Regions from separate parts of the Homo sapiens genome. Here region 2 is linked to region 1. Evidence: chromatin loops called from intact Hi-C (ENCODE). Cell type or tissue: heart right ventricle. All regions are shown on one strand. Links, peaks and the distances in the headings refer to the core of each region. The heading gives the core; the rest is flanking DNA. Region 1 holds the start of NBPF1 (NBPF member 1). Region 2 has its middle 6.8 kb from the start of CROCC.

Region 1 (7,512 bases), core at 2,409-4,908:
TGAAAGAAAGGGGTAAACCAGGATTAGTGCTGCAGGGTCAGAGCTAATGACACAAGCTTCTCTCCTCAGGCCTATTCATTTGAGATGCATCTCAGGCACTTAGGCACAGCAGTGCTAAGTTAGTACCAATTATATACATGCACACATAAATATATAAAAGCATATAAATATTACATATGTAAATATAAATTGTACCAATAAAATCGACATCAAGCTTGTTTTTAATCATTCACTCAAAATACATTGAACAGCTACTGTGCAAAGTCTTGGGACTGCTTAGAAACTTAAGACAAAAATATTGGGCCTGTAGTCCCAGGTGAAGCCTAGGCAGGAGGATGGCTTGAATGAAGGAGTCCAAGTCCAGCCTGGGCAGCATAGTGAGACTCAGTCTTTTTTTTTTTTTTCTCTGAGATGGAGTCTCACTCTGTCGGCCAGGCTGGAGTGCAGTGGCACAATTTTGGCTCACTGCAACCTCCACCTCCCAGGTTCAAGCGATTCTCCTGCCTTAGCCTCCTGAGTAACTGGGATTACAGGCACGTGCCACCACACCTGGCTAATTTTGTATTTTTAGTAGAGATGGGGTTTCACCATGTTGGCCAGGCTGGTCTCGAACTCCTGACCTCAAGTGATCCACCCACCTTGGCCTCCCAAAGTGTTGGGATTACAGGCATGAGCCACCGTGCCCGGCCGAGACTCAGTCTTTAAAATAATGAAGTAAAATAAAAACATAAACCTCAAACAAAAAGACAAACTATGATTTCAATCATTGTGAAGCTCTTGATCTAGTAGATGATATATATATATATATATATACATATACCAAAAATACTATAATTTCAGAGAAGTGCTATAGAGTCTAATGTTTAACAACTTCTGGCATTTGACTGATGGTGTTTAAAGCTCTTCCCGCATTTTCCAGGGGTATAAATCGAGGCAAGTTATTTGGTATTTACTGCATTTTGGCTTCTTCATATGCAAGGGGGTTATGATAATAATACCTACCCCATGAGGACGGTATGAGGACTAAAGAAAATCGTGTATGTATAGCCTCGGCCAATGCCCATAGACACTGAGTACTCAACTAGGTGTTAGCTAGCAGATTTTAAATTTGCATTTATTCGTATAGTTTTTAAGGTAAAATTTACATTCATTGAAATGTTAACTGTATGTTTTTTGACAAATGAATACACTTATATAACTCATATCCCTATCAAGACAGAGACCATTTTTACCACCCAGAAATTTCTCTCATGTAACTTCCCAGTCAATCCCCTGCCAGAGGGAACCACTGCTATGATTTTTTCACCACAGATTAATTTTCCCCTTTCTAGAATTTCAAATAAATGGGAAGGTATGTGCTCTTTTGTGTCATTTATCTTCACAGACTTTGAAATAAAAAAGTTACAATTTTAAACCTTTTGGGCATTTAGTAAAAATCTCCTTCCCACCAGTAGCCACCAGTCACCAGTCTTCATTTCTCTCTCTCTCTCTCTCTCTCTTTGAGACAAGATCTTGCTCTGTCATCCAGGCTGGAATGCAGTGGCATGATCATGGCTCACTGCAGCCTCAACCTCCTGAGCTCAAGCAATCCTCCCACCTCAGCCTCCCAAATAGCTGGGAGTACAGGTGCCCGCCACCACGCCTGGCTAATTTTGCTTGTATTTTATGTAGAGACAGGGTCTCACCAAGTTGCCCAGGTTAGTCTCAAACTCCTGAGCTCAAATGATCTGCGGGCCTTGGCCTCCCAAAGTGCTTGGATTACAGGTATGAGCCACTGTGCCTGGCTCAGTCTTCCTCTCTTAAAGCAACCAATGTTATTAGTTTTATGTGGGCCACCCCATGGCTTATCATTATTAATTCAGGTGTTTATACAAGGCTCTTTGAGAACTCAGTTTTAAAGGTTACCCAAAGCATCCTAAGACAACTCAGCCTAAAACGATATAAAATCAGTTTTAATATAACTGAAGTTTCTACATTCTGACTCCAACTGTCAGATTGTGACATTTTCTCTTTCTCTGACTTTATGCCAAATTTACTTCAACTTCTAGCATCCATCATTCTCATTTATGAACAAATATGTATTTAACAAATGTGGAAATACAAATCATGAAGCAAACAAAACCAAACCCTGGGCTTACGTAGCCGATAGTAAAAAATTCACCAAAATAACCACCCGATTACAGTTTCATGCAATGTGATAGGAGTAAGGGACCACCATAGGGAGGTCAGAAGGTGCTTTTCAGAGGTGGAGACTACAGCTGTTCTCAGAAGAATAGGGGTTAGAAGAACTTTCCAGGCACAGAGCAAAGCATGAGCAAAAGCTCTGTGGAGGCCAGGAAGCTGGTAAATAGGGAATAAAAGAGGCCAGTTTGGCTGGAGCAGAGAGAGCAGAACAGAATTGGTCTGAGTAGTGAGAAGAGATGAAGAAGTGGGCAAGGCGCCTGGCCATTCGGGGCTTGGTTAGTTAGGAGGTTTTGTCTAAGAGAATGGGAAGGTGTTTAAGTGCTTTAGGCTGGGAAGTGACACGGTCACATTATATTTTGGAAAAGCCACTCTGCCTGTTGTGTTGAGATTAGAGAGGCGATAAAGGGGATATGGGTAAACCACAAGAAGACTAGGTCAGTAGTCCCTCGACCCTCACTCCCCAGGTGAAGGCAGCCTAGACTAGGGTGGTGACGGAGGAGATAGAAGAGGACAGATTCAAGGAAAATTTGGAAGGTAAAAACCAGTAGGATTTGCTGACGGATGGAGTATAGGAGGGGAGAGGTAGATTATCAGGGATGTATCTTAGTTTTCTTATACAAGATAGATTCAGTTGCAATGAAATTGTTAACTGAAATTGACTTTAAATAATGGCATGACCTAAAGTTATGCAAACATTTGCCTTAGATAAAATATCAAGTTTTCAAAGTTTTTAGCTGGGTGGACGGCATGGCTTTACTTCCTATTTCTTGGTATTCTAATCCTGTTGAAAAAAAAAGTTTTTCTTTTTCTCAAAGGCTTATTTCAGTGGAAGCCCATCTGCAAAATCTGTTAATAAATTTAAATTAGAAAATAACTACAAGTGCCATTGACACATTGGTTATTCTTTTTGAGAGTGACCTAAGGCCACCTCTGGGAGAGCTGGGGGCTCTTCTGAAGCCTGCCCGACTGCACCGCGTGCCCGTGCCTGGAAGTCAGATTCGGGGCGGTGCGGCAGCGCGAGGCCTGCAGTCCTAAGCGCGGGGTCGCTCCAGCCCCAGAGGGGGTGTGTCTCCTGCCTCTTCAACCTGGCAGGGGCTGTTCAAGTGGCCGGGGAAACCAGCGATTTGGAGGGTCGAGGGCTGGTGCTTTGAAAGACAGGCGGAGGGGAGAGAGGGATTTCCCCGTCCCCGCTGCACTCGGTCCTTCCCCTGGGTTACTCCTTTCCTCCGCCTGCGCGGCCCCTAACCTGCTCGAACCCGTTGTGCAGAAGAGGCCGCCGGGTCCCTTTAAGGCCCCGCCGCGCCTGCGCCTTGGGTTATCCTGACACGCCCATCGGGATCCTGAGGAGCCAGTGGGCTGCAGGCGCAGGCGCAGGCGAGGGGCTGGGTGGCGGTTGAGACAGCGGCGGTACTGGGAGGCGTAGGTGAGGGTCGCGAGGCTGCCCGAGCTTCTGAGCGAGCGCGGTGCTTTTGGGAACGCGGGACGGGCGATCTGCGGCGCCAGGAGCTGGGCCGAGGCGCGGCGGCGCGGCTGCCGGCTGCCCTGTGAATGGGAAGTTACGCGAAGTCCACCCAGCGTTTCTGAGGTGAGGGCGCCGCGCCAGGCTGGGCGGGCGGTGAATCCGGGACCCGCGGGCGCACAGCTGGGTCGAGGCGCGGCCGTGGCAAGTTTTGTTGCGCGAGCGCGGGGGCGGGTGGGGGCTGTGGGGGGTCGTGCACCGCCGGGGCCTGAGTTCCCCGCGCTGGATTCTTCGCCTGCCGCTGCCGCCCGCAGCCCAACTCTCGTGGGCGCTGGGGAAGAAACTCGCTGGCGGGTGTTCTGTGGCATCCCAGGGGGTGGAGGGACGGAGCAGCTTCGGGGGCACGTCCTCCTATATCCTGTAGAGGACACTGACCCCGCACCCCACCCTCCAGGCCAGAAATCCGTTCCCTCTGCGGACCTGAGAGGCGAGCGCGCTCGCGCCCCTGACTTGCAAAGTTGGGGTCTTTACTGGCCTCCGGGCTTCTGCTCCTGGCGGTGTCTCCAGGCTGGTGATGGGCAAGCCAGGTGTGCCAGCTCCAGGATGCACATGAGCAGCATTTGTAGCCATCACTGAATCACCTCCTGACTAGCGGGGCAAGCCTCAAATGAACCGCAGGATTTCGGGTAGATTGGATTGTGGGGTTGCTGTTTGCACTCCAAAGAGTTGCTGTGATTTCCCTGCGTCTGGCTGGCTGGCTGGCTTCTTAGATCATCTCATGTGGCGTCCTTTCAGCGGAGAGTTAACCAAGACGTTTGGCCTGGCTTCCTTGTTTTCCTCCTATCTTTTGCTTAGAGCTGCTTTCGAAAAGAAGTCTTTTCTGGCAGTGGTATCTTTTCTTTGGGTTACAGTGTTGTTCATCCTTTCTTTGCCAAAAGAATGAATCCCAGTGCTTCAGGAAGTTAAAGAAAAGATCTGCTGGTAGTGTTCTGAGCTGATATGCGTTAGTAGCTTTTTGTTTTTAAATTCTATTGGTAAAATTTCACTAGTGAACCAGAAGCTACTTTTTCTATTCTGAAATGCTAGCTTTAAGATTTCTGAGAACTTTGCGTCAAAGAAATCTTGGAAAAGTTACTGAAGTATACAGAAGTTCACAATTTTACATGTGCAGGTGGCCCGGGCGCAGTGATCACACCTGTAATCCCAGCACTTTGGGACGCCAAGGTGGGTAGATCACTTGAGCCCAGGATTTCCAGACCAGCCTGGGCAATGTGGCAAAACCCTTTCTCTACTAAAAATACAGAAGTTAGCTGTGTGTGGTGGCGTGTGCCTGTAGTCCCAGCTACCCGGTAGGCTGAGTTGGGAGGATCACCAGAGCCCGGGAGGTTGAGATTGCAGTGAGCCGTGATCATGGCAGTGCACTCCGACCTGGATGGCAGAGTGAGACCCTGTCTCAAAAAAAAAAAAAAAAAAGTAATGAATTTTTACCAAGTGAACCACCACAGATCAAGAAATTGAACATTACTAGTCTGGGGTATATTTGTAGGGGTGGCATTGTTGGTTTTAGAGGTATATGAATGATAAAACTTTAGTATTACATATTGTTGAACATTTTCCCAAAGTAGTTGTACCATTTAGCAGGGATATGCTGGTTACCCCACATCTTCGCTGATACCTGTCAGTTAAAAATTATTTTGCCATTCTAGTAGGGGTGCAGTAATATATCAGTGTGGTTTCATTGAGATTGAGTATCTTTTATTGCCATTTATATGTCCTCTTTTGTGACGTGCCTGTTAAATCTTTTTATCCAGTTTTCATTGATATGCTTGTTTTCCTGTTGATTTGTAATACTTTATTCTGGATATGCCTCCTTTCTAGGATTTATATGTATTGCATTTCCCTTTTTTCAATCTGTAGCTTGCGTTTTCACTCTTTTATGGTGTTTTTTCATGAAGGGAGATTCTCTTTTTTTTTTTTTCTTTTTGAGACAGGATCTCACTCCATCGCCCAGGCTGGAGTGCAGTGGCACAATCACAGCTCACTGCAACCTTGACCTCACAAGGCTCAGGTGATCCCCCTGCCTCAGCCCCCAAGTAGCTGGGACCTACAGGGGAGTACCACCACACTCAGCTGTTTTCTGTATTTTTAGTAGAGATGGGTTTTGCCACGTTGCATAGGCTGGTCTGGAATTCCTAGGCTCAAGTGATACACCTGCCTCGGCCTCCCAAAGGGTTGGGATTACAGGCATGAGCCACTGCACCCAGCCTGAGATTCTTCATTTTAATGAAATTATACTTTATTAATCTTTTCCTTTATGGTTACTGTTTTTTGTGTCCTGTTTAAGAAATCAATGCCTAACCTAAGAGTATGAACACATTTTTCTGTGTTAACCTTATAACGATTTTATTTTAGTTTTTGCTTTTTTTTTTTTTCAGACAGGGCCTCAGTCTATTATTGCCCAGGCTAGAGTGTGGTGGCAGGATCTCAGCTCACTCAACCTCCATCTCCTGGCTCAAGTGATCCTCCCACCTCAGCCTCCTGAGTAGCTGCGACTATAGGCATGTGCCACCATGCCTGGCTAATTTTCATATTTTTTGTAGAGATGGGGATTCAACATGTTTCCCAGGTTGGTCTCGAACTCCTGGGCTCAAGTAATCTGCCCGCTTCAGCCTCCCAGAGTGCTGGAATTACAGGTGTGAGCCACCCCACCTGGCTATGATTCACTTTTTACTACATGGATGTGTCTGCTTGATCCAGCACCATTTATTGAAAAGACCATCCTTTTCCTTCCGCACCATGTGGCACTTTTTTTCATAAATCGAATGACTGTATGGTCATCTGATTTATGAAATTAGTGTGGGTCTGTTTCTGTTTCTGGACCAACTTGGGTAACATAGTGAGATCCCATCTCTACAACAAATAAAAATAATAAATAAATGAATAAAATTTAAAAAATAAGTGCGTAGAGCAGATGGAGTCATAGGTGATAATTTATAAATGATTGCCAGTTTCTTGGCTACATATGGGTGTTGGTAATTCAGATGTGTTGGGTGTTCAGGCAAAACGTATTAAGTGAATTATATGGTGTTCAGAATGATTGCTAGATGTTCATTGTGACTTGAATTAGATGTTATTTGAGCCTCACAGAGCTACAGTTTTTACTCTTTTATTTATTTGTCTTTTTAAAATTTTTACAATCTTCCTGTCAAGGCAGTAACTCTTTTATACTTAATTGTTCTTAAGTATACTTAATTACCAGAAAAGCTTTATGGATCATACCTAAATAAGTGTTAAGCCATTTAAGGGGCTCACGTGCTGTGATATAAACAATAGTATTCTACATAATAGTTTTAGGACTACATCAAATAATTTTTTTTTTTTTCTTGAGACAGTGTCTCGCTCTGTCGCCCAGGCTGGAGTGCAGTGGTATGATCATGGCTCTCTGCAGCCTTGATCTCTCAGGCTCAAGCACTCCTCCCACCTCAGCCTCCTTAGTAGCTGGGTCTACAGGCATGCACCACTGTGCCCGGCTAATTTTCTCCTTTTTGTAGACAGGGTTTTCCTGTAGTGCCCAGACTGGTTTCAAACTCCTGGGCTGAAATGATCCTCCCACCTTGGCATCCCAAAGTGTTGGGATCACAGGCATGAGCCATCACACCTGGCCATTTTAGTTTTAATAATTTTTATATTTTTCTAATTTAAAAGATGTACTAAAATCTCTTACAGCTATTATTTATGAATATAGTATTCATTGTTGTTATTATGATGATTTTGTATGTGTTTAATCTGATTTTCAATATAAGCTCCTGGCAATTAGAGATTTTGTCTCTTTGATTCACCAGTGTATTCTCAGTACTTGACCTTGCCTG
Region 2 (6,131 bases), core at 2,729-5,228, 300 kb before region 1:
TCACCAGCTGTGTGACCCTGCACCAGTGTCTTCACTTCTCTGAGCTTCAGTTTCCTCATCTGCAAAATGGGATAATAATGGTGCCTGTTTCTAGCATGAGCATTAAATAAAATACTCCGTGCTAAGCTATATGCCTGGATATGGTGTGGCAGAAACTGCAATGTGCTCACCACAAAGCATTTCCGATTCCTCTTAGGAATATGGCTAAAAGCCATTTCCCAGACTCCCTTGCAGTCAGATACGGCCATGTGGTCAAGTTCTGGTCCATAGAATTAAGACAGAAAGACAGCGTGCCACTTTAGGCTTGGTCCATAAAATTATTTCTCTCCTTCCTGGTCCATCAGCTAGAAGGAAATAACTCCAAGGTCCTAGGGGATGCCGCAACCACAAGACAGAAGGGATCTCGGTCCCTGGGTCGCCACATAGAAAGCCACCTGCCAAACACCCAACAGGGCTTTTCATGAATGAGAAATAAACTTCTATTGCGCTAAGCCTCTGAGAATTCAGGGTTTCACTATCACATTAGCTAGTGTTACCTTAATTACTACCTGCAGTTCAACAGCGGGTAAGTGTTGGCTATTACTACTGTTATCATTACTATCATGAGTATTATTGGCTCTTTCTAGTCCCCAAGCTAGAACCCTGTGCCTTGTTCTAGATGCTGAGACATTATTTGGTGACCAAATACAGAGGAGACACCCTTTGTACCCTTCCCTCCCCACTACCACCCTCCAAACTTGCCTTTTGCCAGGGCTAGCGGCAGGAACTAGCCAAAAAGCCCCTCAAAGATTACTCGTTTCAAACATAGCAGCTGCTCTTATCCGCTTACCCCTTCGTTATCCTCCTGCTGCTGACTAGAAATTATGACAAAAATATTGAACCAACCACGAGCCAGGCCCTGTGCCCAAAACGTTACATCTGTCCCTTACCTGCTTTAACACTCCTGGCACCACCCTACTCACTTTACAGATGACAGCGTGAAGTCTCAGCGAAGTTAAATAATTGGCTCCAATGCACCCAGCCACAAAGAGCTCAAGTCACAGCCGCGACCTAGGTGTGCCTGATTCCAAAGGGTTTTTGTTTTTTGTTTTGTTTTGTTTTTGAGATGGAGTCTGGCTCTGTCACCCAGTCTGGAGTGCAATGGCACGATCTCGGCTGACTGCAACCTCCGCCTCCTGGGCTCAAGCAATTCTCCTGCCTCAGCCTCCTGAGTAGCTGGGATTACAGGTATGCGCCACCGCGCCCAGCTTATTTTTGTATTTTTAGTAGAGACAGGGTTTCACCATGTTGGCCAGGCTGGTCTCAAACTCCTGACCTCAAGTGATCTACCCGCCTCGGCCTCTCAAAGTGCTGGGATTATAGGCATGAGCCACTGCGCCCAGCCCAGAGTTTTAAATAATAACAGCAAGCCGGGTGCACTGACTCACACCTGTGATCCCAACACTTTGGGAGGCCAAGGTAGGAGGACTGCCTGAGCCCAGGCGTTTGAGACCAGCCCTGGCAACACAGTGAGACTCCATCTCTGCCAAAAAAATAAAAAAAATTGGCCTGGCATGGTGGCATGCACCTCCTGTAGTCCCAGTTCCTTGAGAGGCTGAGGCAGGAGGATTGCTTGAGCCTGGAAGGTTGAGGCTGCAATGAGCCGTGGTTGTGTCACTGCACTCTAGCCTGGGTGACAGAGCAAGACCCTGTCTCAAATAAACAAAAACAGTAACAGCAATGACTTCCATCCTGCAGCGCCTGCTGTGTACCTGGCACCACCCCAGGACGCCGATGTGTATTATATAAGCCACTGCCTGGACTGCTGAGATGGCTCCCCGAGGGTCTCTATGCTTCCCTGCTCATCCCCTCACCCACTCAAGTTTCACACAGTAAAGGTCATACCCCTCCCCTACCCAAGGCCCTCTACTAGCCCTTACCACACCTAAAATGAAGTTCAAAGTCCTTCCATGGCCCACAGGGCCCACCAGATCTGGCCCCACTCCACTTTTCCCACCTCATCTCCTCTCTCCCCTTCTCTCATGGCCTTTTTTTTTGAGGCAGAGTCTTGATCTGTTGCCCAGGCCTGAGCTGGAGTGCAGTGGTGCACAATCTCAGCTCACTGCAACCTCCACCTCCTGGGTTCAAGCAATTCTCCTACCTCAGCCTCCCGAGTAGCTGGGATTACAGGCATGCACCACCACGCCCAGCTAATTTTTGTATTAGTAGAGATGAGGTTTCACTGTATTGGCCAGGCTGGTCTTAAACTCCTGACCTCAAGTGATCCACCCACCTTAGCCTCCCAAAGTGCTGGAATTACAGGCATGAGCCACCACACCTGGCTGCTCATGGCCTTCTTGATTCCTCAAACACCAGGCAGGCACCCACCTCTGGGCCTTTGCACTGCCACTTTCTCTGCCTGGGACGCACTTCCCCCTTCTTTTGCACAGCTGACTCCCGCTTGTCGGCCAGATTTTGGCTCAAAAATATCACTTTCTGAGGGAGCTACCCCGACTCTCAGCTAAAGAGGTCCCTCCAGTGGCTGTTCCATTTTCTCCAACATGTATGTTGTCTGTCTCCTCCTTTTTTTTTTTTTTCTTTGAGACAAGGTCTTGCTCTGTTTTCCAGGCTGGAGTGCAGTGGCAAAATCATGGCTCACTGCAGCGTTGACCTCCTGGGCTTAAGGGATCCTCCCACCTCAGCCTCCTGAGTAGCTGGGACCACAGGTGCGTGCCACCACGTCTGGCTAATTTTTTACTTGTTGTAGAGATGAGATGTTGCCCAGGCTAGTCTCCAACTCCTGGGCTCAAGCGGTCCTCCCACCTCAGCCTCCCAAAGTGCCAGGTTGGCTTAGCTCACTGTCACTTCCACAGTGCATGGGCTAAGGCCAAAGCTCCATGAAGAGCTGCTGAATGAATTAATGAATGCTAAGAGCCAAGTAATAACATAGGATGTTAAATGGAAAAAGAAATGATTCCCCTTGGCTCTGGCTGGGGTCATGTTGGGCCACAGATGGTGTCAGCCACAGACGGGGATCACGGAAGGACACCAGCGAACACATATCCAGCCAGCATCTGCCGCATCCCAGAAGATCAGGGTGAAAACCAGGCAGTGACCCCCACAGGGGCCACTTGGGTGGAAAGGGCTGAAAGACTTGGGGAGGGGAGGGTTAAGTCAGGGAAATGTGCGCGGGTGGGGAGCCTCCGAGATCCAGGGGTTGACTCCTGGAGTCTTGCCTGAACCTCGCTGTCGTCTGCTCCCGCCACAAGATCTGTTTATTAAGCACCTGCTGTGAGCCCAGCGAAAGAAAACAGAAATCTCTGTTTTCTGGCGTAAACAGACAGATGGCACCCTGAAGTCCTCCTCCCCAGGGTCCCCATTCCCCAGTCAATCGTCTTCCCAAGGGAGCTGTGACCTGGTCACCAGAGGGGCAGACATCCGCCCCAGCATGGTCGTCAGGCTTAAGTCTGTGTGAAAATCAGGAGGGAGCTCGTTCAAAATGCCCACTCCAGAGACGCTGCCGGGCACAGAGGCCTGAGGCCGCATGGTGAGAGGCGCAAGGGGTGCAGGGCCCCATCCCCGCACAGCATCCGGCGGCCCTGCCTCCGTGGCCAGCCCAACTATGCGCTCTGGGCCTCAGTTTCCCCATCCGCACAATGGAGATGCTTCCGACTCGGCAGGGCTGCAATGAAGACGAAACCGGATCCCACACGAGGAGGGCAGTGCAGGGCGGGGCCCGCACGCAGGAGCTGCAGAGGGCATCTGCGGGGGGCAGAGGCCGTCGCGAGGGCCTCCCACGGCCGCCCGCGGAGCGAGGGGACCCCGGCCGGCGGAGGGACGGCTGCGCCCTGCAGGCCCCAGTCTCCTGTCGTGCCCCCGGCCCGCGACAATCCGGGCAGGATGGGCGGCAGGACGCGGCGGGGCATCCGCGGAGCCTGTTGGGAACGCTCTCCTGGCCTCCGGTGCCGGGCCGCGGCAGTCGCGGAACACACAGCGCCCCCAGCCCCGGTACGTGGCTCCAGCCCGCCCCCAGGCGCGCGGCCTCCTCCGCCGGGAGCGCGTCCGTCCCGCCCCCGCGCACGCGCGCGCCCCCGGCCACCTACCTTCGCGCGCCTTCGCCGCAGCCGCTGCTGCCGAGGCCGAGCGGGCCGGACCGGGCGGGGCGTCCCCGCCACGGGGCGGGGAAAACTGGGGGCGGAGCCTGCGCTGCGCGGTAGTGGGGCGGAGGCTGGGGCGGGGCCGGGCGCCGGGAGCAGCGCTTCTGCAGCGCTTACAGGGGCCGCCCTGGGCGGACACGCTCCGTGCGCCCTCCCTCTTGCCGCCTGGCACCGCCCGGCAAGCCAGGCGCCTCCTACACGCACGAACGAGGATACCAGGCGAACGAAGCACGACCCCCAAGTCCTCGCAGTTGCAAGGCCGCAGCGCAGGATCGAAACCCCGACCCGGCTGCAGAGTCCCCCTGCGGTCTGGCCGGGCCTTAAAGGCCTGAAACTCCTGAGCACTGACCCATCGCCCAGCCAGACAGAGGGACGTTTCATGCCAGCCCCGTCACAGCCCCCAGCGACGATCCCGAGGCTTCGGTGATTTGACCTGTCGGAGAGAATGCTTTTTTTTTTCCTGACTGACGTGCAGCCCTGGGGAAGGCACTCTGGCCTCAGTTTGTTCGCGAGACTCAACCCGGTGGCGCGCCTGTCTCGTGTCCTTTCCACTGTGACAGTATGTTCGTTCCACCCTCTCACTGGACTTGGACCTCCTTCTGTTATTGAAGGCATTGGATGAAATCATGCTTTTTTTTTTTTTTGAGGGAGTCTTGCTCTATTGCCCAGGCTGGAGTGCAGTGGCATGATCTTGGCTAAACGCAACCTCTGCCCCAGCCTCCTGAGTAGCTTGGACTACAGGCGCCCGCCGCCACGCTCGGCTAATTTTTGTATTTTCAGTAGAGACGGGGTTTCACCATATTGGCCAGGCTGGTCTCAAACTGCTGACCTCGCGATCCACCCGCCTCAGCTTCCCAAAGTACTGGGAGTACAGGCGTGAGCCACTGCACCCGGGCGAGATCATTCATTTTCAAAGGGAGAGGCAGCTCTGAATCTCCAGGGCTAAGAGAGGGATGTGTTTGGTTTGAAAAAGCATGTTTAAGTTAATGATTTTGTGCTTTTTCCAAACACAGTACCCAGAGAGAACGGCCAGCAGGCCCTCGGCTGATGGTTGCTTCTGTGTTTCCTGCGTGGTAGGAGGGAAGCAGTGGAAGTTCCATCTTCGTCAAAGAGGAACCTGTCTGTGACATCTGAAACACTGCACTAAAGGCTGCCAGTGTGCCCTTCGGGCTCTGAAACCCGGCCCGGTGCAAGCAAGACTGTGGCCTGGACCAGGGCTGAGAGCTGTTTGTCAGGAGAGATTCGGGCCATTCCCTGGGATTTGGGGTGGAAGGGTGATGTTACCAAGATTGGAAGGAAGGTCACAGTTTCCCTGAGGTGTCCCTGGCCCAACTGCAGGAGGGCTGACTGACATCTGCCAGTATGCACAGCCAGTCCCTGGATGCCCAGCATGGCCCAGGTCTGTGTGACCCTGTCTGGAGTCCCCAGACTTGCTATGTCCCTACCCAGGCCCTGGTGGGCTCATGACCTCACTAGTCCAGTTCTGATGCTGCCTGTCCCTGTGAAGCCCACTCCAGTGTTCATATCACCAGGGCTGGGCTCAGGCCTGTGTCCTTGCCACTCCCTCCAGGGCACCTTGGGTCTCCCTTGGTGACAGTACCTGCACCCTGCAGGCAGCCTGCGCTGGCTGTGAACCACACTGCCGCCTACTTCCTCTTCTATGTTCCCGCTCTGTCTACAGTCCCCTCTGAACACTCCCGTGAAGCAGGTTCTAGGATCATCTCCATTTTATAGAAGGGGAGATTGAGGATCAGAGACATGTAGTCACTTGCCCAAGGACACACAGCAGGAAGTTCAATGGCTTCCAATCCCATGCTCTTTCCTCTCTACCATGCTGCTTCACTTGAGGTTTTTAACAGGGGGTGGCAAACACAGCTCCTCTCCCCTTGACCCTCTCACTCCCAAAGCCCACAGGACCCTGCCGCAGGGTGGCACATACTCATCTCCTTGGGGGGTCCTCCAGCTCCCTTCTCTGTGAAGAGCCTAGGTTCCTTG

The links. Peaks named below come from ENCODE experiments on the same cell type or tissue, not always from the same donor. Only the 100,000 strongest peaks of a DNase experiment are listed, where the experiment ranks them.
Region 2: a loop joins it to region 1, with 2.7 times the contacts of the local background. A loop is called at or near these places in 11 of 110 quality-filtered maps.

What each region holds. Positions count from the first base shown.
Region 1 is chr1:16,609,595-16,617,106 of GRCh38, reverse strand. It overlaps NBPF1 (NBPF member 1), which reads left to right and starts at 3,543. Exons shown (of 18, transcript NM_001405701.2): 1 at 3,543-3,769. RefSeq lists an enhancer at 2,742-3,699. In heart right ventricle, for the core only: a CTCF peak has its summit at 3,747; DNase peaks (open chromatin) are centred at 2,466, 3,506 and 4,236; H3K4me3 peaks cover 2,200 bases; H3K27ac peaks cover 1,914 bases.
Region 2 is chr1:16,912,089-16,918,219 of GRCh38, reverse strand. It overlaps a transcript of CROCC not described here. Among named protein-coding and RNA genes, the nearest start is that of CROCC, 6.8 kb to the left of the region's middle. RefSeq lists a silencer at 3,657-4,396. In heart right ventricle, for the core only: a CTCF peak has its summit at 3,925; DNase peaks (open chromatin) are centred at 4,179 and 4,932; H3K4me3 peaks cover 2,193 bases; H3K27ac peaks cover 1,823 bases.